Linked DNA regions of Homo sapiens: region 2 is linked to region 1. A link is a loop called in an ENCODE intact Hi-C map of the cell type or tissue named here. Cell type or tissue: breast epithelium. All regions are shown on one strand. Links, peaks and the distances in the headings refer to the core of each region. The heading gives the core; the rest is flanking DNA. Region 1 overlaps SMOC1 (SPARC related modular calcium binding 1). Region 2 overlaps SYNJ2BP-COX16 (SYNJ2BP-COX16 readthrough).

Region 1 (2,913 bases), core at 113-2,612:
TGCCTAATTAATGTACCCATCTGAGTAGAGTTATTAATATTATATATCTTCAAAGCCTGAATAGTTAAAGCATGCGTATATTAAATATAATGCTTCCTCTGCTTATGTATGTTCTTATTTTCTACACTTGTCATAAATTTAACAGTTGGGGTCAAGCCCCCAACTCTTAGGTGGTGTTGATGCTGGGATATTGGACAGGGAAAGATACCTTTCTGGAGAAGGAATGACCATCTGGAAGTCTCTGTACACTGGAGTGAAACTCTCTGGAGGGTCCTGATCCCTCAGGAAGGTCTCTTCCAGGAGCTGGGAGTCTCCCCGGGGTTGCAAGCTTGCAAGCTGCATAGGAAGAGACCTTCTTGAGGTGGCATCTCATGTCTTTATAGTGACTGTCCAGCATCTGCCACATCAGAGATCCCTGGAGGCTCTATGCTCGCCCATTATGGAAGGAAGAGGGAGGAGGCACCCCATTTGCTGAAGCCTTTCCCTTCCATTCCCTACTCCATCTGCCTCCCCCAAACAATTTCAGTCTGAGGGCTGTGGAAGAGTCCTAATAAACATAGCTACCATTTATTGAGTATTTACAGTGTGCCAGGCTACAAGCTTTACATGCATCATCTCACTATTCCTCATGACCAATCCATGGAATGAGCATTCTTATTTTACAGATGAAGAAGCTGAGGCTCAGAGAGGTTAAGTGACTTGCCTAAGGTCATGCGGCAAGTAAGTCATAGAGCTGGGATTTGAAATCCTGGTCTGTCTGATTCTAAACGCCATACTCTTAACTACTGTGCTACGTTGGCCACAGAGATGCCTGAGAAACCGAGTGCTTTCTAAGACATTGGGGTGTTTTAGAGACATGTCCTGGAAGCTGTGTGAGAGGGAAGCCTGGGGCTCAGGGAAGCCAGAGTATTGAATCTTGGAGGCTTCTTTGGGAATCCAAGCCCCTGGAGAAGAAGGGAGGGATATGATCTCCCGGGGGAAAAGTACAACTCAATAAAGAGCTTCTTGGTTCTGGATTAAACACAGGTGGAACTGCTTCTTACTGGTAATTGGGAGTTTGGCCAGATTGTGGGGCTTGTTTCTTGGTCGGACAGGGAAGGAGGCAGCCCCAGAGGCGTTAGGCTGACGAAGGAAAAGAGAGGCCTTCTTACTCAGAAACCTCTTCCTGGTGTCTGGGCCAAGCTAGGATCAGTCTCTTTTCTGGAGATGCAAGTAGGGTCTGGTACAGGACTTGAGAGTTCGGCCCCACATCTGTGGTGACCCTCCCCTAGGGAGGCAGAGACGTGGCTGGGGGAGCAGCCCCAACCCCTGTATCCACTTCAGAGATGGGCTGTGGAATCCACATGTGCTTCTGCTGCTTGGCTTCTGGATCATTCCTGATTCTGTTCCCACCTCTGCCCTCACCCCTTTCATCCCCAGTGACTGTACCCCTGACAGCACCCTTCCCACTCCCCTGACAGCACCCTTCTCACCCCCCTGACAGCACCCTTCCCACCTCTGCACCTCTCCAGCCAGTTACCGAGGGACCTCACTGCCCATCCCACCACACTGCCCGTCCCAGAAGGCCGTCAGCTGCCGGATCACCTCACTTGAGAGGTCTGTAGGGGCACTTGCGATGTGCCAAAAACATTGCTCAGGTTGGATGGATGTGCTCTTGGCATGAGGGTGAGCAGAAACCGAGTCCTCTTTTGTGCAACATTATGTTTAAATTGCTTGAACCAAACTGTGGCTTTGGGGCAGGGCTGTTTTTCCCCTTAGCAGCTGACTGGGTGCAGAGGAACAACACCGAGTCAGTTCCAGCCACTTTTTCTGGGTAAGTGATGGCAGCCAGGTCACTGGGCTGGGGTTTTAGGAGTAGGAGGTCTGAGGAAGGGCCCCTGGGTATGCAAGAGAAAGGGTCAGGAAATGGGAGTTCCTGGGCCTCAGGGCTTAGGCCTCAGAAAAGCTCTGTCAAGGGAGGACCTTGAGAGCCTGGCCAGCTAGTGGCTTCTGAAGCCGGCTTCCCAGGCAAGGACACTCGCACCCCAGTGCCTGATGCAGCTCTTGGCCTGGAGCTGGGAATGCAGGGGGTGACCTGATTCCATTGCATTTGCTGAAGTAGGCTGGAACCAGAGATGGCGACAGCTGCTTCCAGAATCTTCCTCTAAACCATCTCCTGTGTTGATTCTTCTTTTCCATCTCCACTGCCACAGTGTAGCCCGGGCTGCTGTCAACACCTCATGCTTGCATTTGTGCCAGTGCCTCTTAACTGTCCATTTTGCATTTATTCTCTTTCCCCTTCACTCTGTTCTGCCCTCTGTGGCCAGAACAAGCAGCTGAAAACATCAGTTTTATGGAGTGACTTTCCTACCCAAGCTTCCACGGGTTCTTTCTGGGCCACAGAACTGAGGCTCGGCTGTCTTGAGGGAGCCATCCCACCTTCACACAGACATCTGGCAGCAGCCACATGGGCGTCTCCTCTGTCTCCTGCGCACGCATGGCCGTTTTATTCAGGGTGCTCTCCTCTGCCTGACATGCCTTTCCTCGTCTCAGCCATGAGGCCAAATGTTATTTATCCTTCAAGGGGCAGCCTGAGTCCCGCTCCCTCCGGGCAGTCTTCCCAGCTGCCCCAACTCCTCCTTCTCCAAGACCTTCAGCTCCACTCGCTGTCGTCCTCTGGACAATTCCATGACAGGCGGGCAGTGTATAGCTCTTCCTTGTTTGTTGGTCTTTTCTCTTGACCCAGAGCATTGGCTTTTGGAGGAAGGAGCCAGATCATGTTCTTTGGGAGCTGACAGCAGGCGCTGGGTCAAGCCTCTAATGAGCACTTAAGAAATAATTGTTGAATTGATCAACAGGAAATAAGCTTAGATTGCAGCACAAGGGATTTAGGTTGGATTTAAGGAAGGATTTCTAGAGAGCCATTAGATGTTT
Region 2 (2,913 bases), core at 250-2,749, 400 kb after region 1:
AGGAAAAAAGAATCAGCAGAGTCAAGTTGTCTTAGTCTTAAGGCTTTCTGGATTTCTTCCTTGGAGGAGGTCAGGATCTTCCCAAGGCCTGGGTCCTCGAATATTCTTCCAGTCATCAAACTTGGAGTCTTTGATTTTCTATAGAACCACAAAAAATTAAAGTATAAATATTAGTATAAGAGCCTGTGGCTTTGATTAGGACACAACTAACTCAATGAATAAATGAGTAGAAAGTATCCGATAGGTCCTCGATTACAACTGTAGCAAATAAATCAACTACAATCATTGATGAAATGTCATCTTAAGATTTAGAACTTTTCATTTGTTACTGATGTTAATGCCTATCTTACGCCACCTTAACCGTAAAACTATTAAAATAGAGAAAGAGTCTACATGCCTTATTTTTGAGAGGACAAGGAAAAGGCTGAAGCTGGGAAAACAAAAGTACAAATCTGAAGGCTGATCCAGCACAGTGACTGAAAGGGTTATCAGGGATGATGGTAGAAAATAAGAAGAAAAGAACAAAGGGTGGAGACCCTAAAGTCTTCTACAAAAAAGAAAAGAGACCAAGATCATTTGTCTTACGCCTGGGCTTAGGAATGAAAAGACTTTCCTACAGCTATCTATCATAAGCAAAACACTTTTGGGCAACTGAAACTAACTGCAACTACATTATGGATCATCCTACCTTCATTTAGTCTGAAGTACCTCTCAAGCACAAAAATAGTTGGAATAAAAGGGAAGAAATAAATGTTTCTTCACCTTTCTCCTACTGACCACCACTCTGACATTAACTTTTACATATCTGCTGTTTTGGTTGTTCTGAAATAATTGAGTAAGATGGAAAAAAAAAGCTGTGAAAACATAGGATAGCTTATATCCAGAGACAGGGAAAATGGAATAAATTTACCTTGACACTTGGATACTAAGCATTACTCTCTTACTAACTAGCTATATAACCTTTGGAAAGTAATTTAAGCCACCTGGGCATTAACTCTCTCATAAGTAACAATGAAAAGGTTGGACCAAATACTCTACATTTGAGAGTCTTCAGCTCTCAAATTCTACAGGTCCTAGAAGAACTAGAAGGAAAATCTACTCCCAGACAAACTCTTCATAGCATCATTACTGGTATAGCACTTGTAGAACTACAAGTTAGCAAGTTACAGGATTTTTTTTTTTAATCAATGGGAAAGTAGTAAATGAAAATACTGTTCACTTATAGTTTTACCAGGAGTCTGTATTACATATATACATGAAGGAACAAAATTCAACTAATTTAGCATACAAGAAGAATTTAGATTATTTCATAAGTATAGTTATGAAATGATCTAAAGTTATTAAAAGATTTTAATAAAGAATAATGGCCATTATCCAGGTAACGTAAGATATGTATGCTTAACAGAACTGAAGAAAATTCTTAAATAACAAGTTCATGTAAAAGTAGTCTAGCCTTTACAGATCTTTGGTGAAGGAGATTCCTTGTAGAATTCTACAAAACGTGCACAGTGGCTGAAGAATGGGCTATGTAAATGTGCTGAGAAAAACCACCCAAGACATAACACTTCACAGCCAACTGGTATAGGCCTGAGTGTGGAACAGCGTCAAGAAATGCTGAGAAAAAACAGTGTCAAGAATATGGAGTTTCCAGGCCTGCCAGAGTGGAGACCTTTCTTTTAACATTTTGTTGCTACCCTGACATCCACCTAAGACACCAAAAGGACTGTTCTTCAGGAGTAAAAATTATGCCTGAGAATAAGATTTTTTTTTTTTTTTTTTTTTTTTTGAGACGGAGTCTCGTTCTGTCACCCAGGCTGGAGTGCAGTGGCGCGATAAGATTTTCTTTAGACTCACCCCAACAAAGCTTAAAGCCAAGCCTTGACAAGATTCTCTGGGGAGATAGTCTGGAGATTGAGTCCCAACAAGGGAGAAGGGCCAAGGAAAGATAGCTAGCCCTTCAACAGATACTTCCCTACAAAGCACAAAATGAAGTTTAAGGTGATTAGCTAACAATTAAATTGTCAAAATAAAAATCAACACTCTTCAGAATTTTCTTCAGTGTATTATTCACAATGACTACCTTTCAATACAAAATGACCAGACATATACAAAGAAACAGGAAAATATAATCCAGTCAAAAAAATGACAAACTCAAAGACATGAAGAACATCCTCACCACATCCCATAATATAGCGTGCTGTTAAACTCCTTGATTTTTGCTAATTAGATGGGTGAAAAGTGATACCTCGTTAGACTTTGACATTCCTATTATGATAAATTGAGCATCTCTTCATATGTTTAAGAATGATACTTATTTCCTTTTGTCCAAAAGTTTTACATGCTATGCTTTCCCATGTTCTTACTGAACAAATGAATTGTTGAACTTTTTCACATTGATTTGGAGATGGTCTTCATATTTAAGTAAATTAATGTGCCATGATAAGATTAAACTATATCTGTAGGATTTCTCATGTAATCTGTGACTTTATATACTTTTTTCATTCTTAACTTTTGAATTTGTATGTATGAACCCATTGATCTTTACTTTTAGAGCTTCTGGGTTTTATATCACATTTAAATAGGCTTTTTTGACTCAAGACAACAAACAAAATTCTCCATTTATATTCTCCTAGTACTTTCAGCATTTTGTTTTTTACTTTCAAATTCTTGATCCATCTGGAATTTATTTATTTGTAGTATATTAAGTATGGATCCATCTTTTTATTTGCTTTTCAAATGATTATAGTTTATCAAATACCATATATATTCAACGTAATTTTTTTCTGTACTACTAATACTTTTAAGGCAGATAAAACCAGTAACTGATTGTTATAAGACAGAGACTATATTAACATACCGTACCTCATATTCCGACTCTAAAGATATTTTATTCTCTTTCAGTTTTTTTTCAAG

What was found. A loop is a pair of places that touch in the nucleus more often than their neighbours do. Peaks named below come from ENCODE experiments on the same cell type or tissue, not always from the same donor. Only the 100,000 strongest peaks of a DNase experiment are listed, where the experiment ranks them.
Region 2: it touches region 1 in a loop (17-fold over the local background); 1 of 110 quality-filtered maps calls a loop at or near these places.

What each region holds. Positions count from the first base shown.
Region 1 is chr14:69,928,741-69,931,653 of GRCh38, forward strand. All of the region lies in intron 1 of SMOC1 (SPARC related modular calcium binding 1), which reads left to right. Among named protein-coding and RNA genes, the nearest start is that of SNORD169, 48 kb to the right of the region's middle. In breast epithelium, for the core only: no CTCF peak of the experiment used is centred there; a DNase peak (open chromatin) is centred at 1,110.
Region 2 is chr14:70,326,312-70,329,224 of GRCh38, forward strand. It overlaps SYNJ2BP-COX16 (SYNJ2BP-COX16 readthrough), which reads right to left. Exons shown (of 5, transcript NM_001202549.2): 4 at 2,863-2,913; 5 at 1-138. The coding sequence ends at 22. COX16 (cytochrome c oxidase assembly factor COX16) reads right to left here. Exons shown (of 4, transcript NM_016468.7): 3 at 2,863-2,913; 4 at 1-138. The coding sequence ends at 22. Among named protein-coding and RNA genes, the nearest start is that of COX16, 32 kb to the right of the region's middle. In breast epithelium, for the core only: no CTCF peak of the experiment used is centred there; no DNase peak of the experiment used is centred there.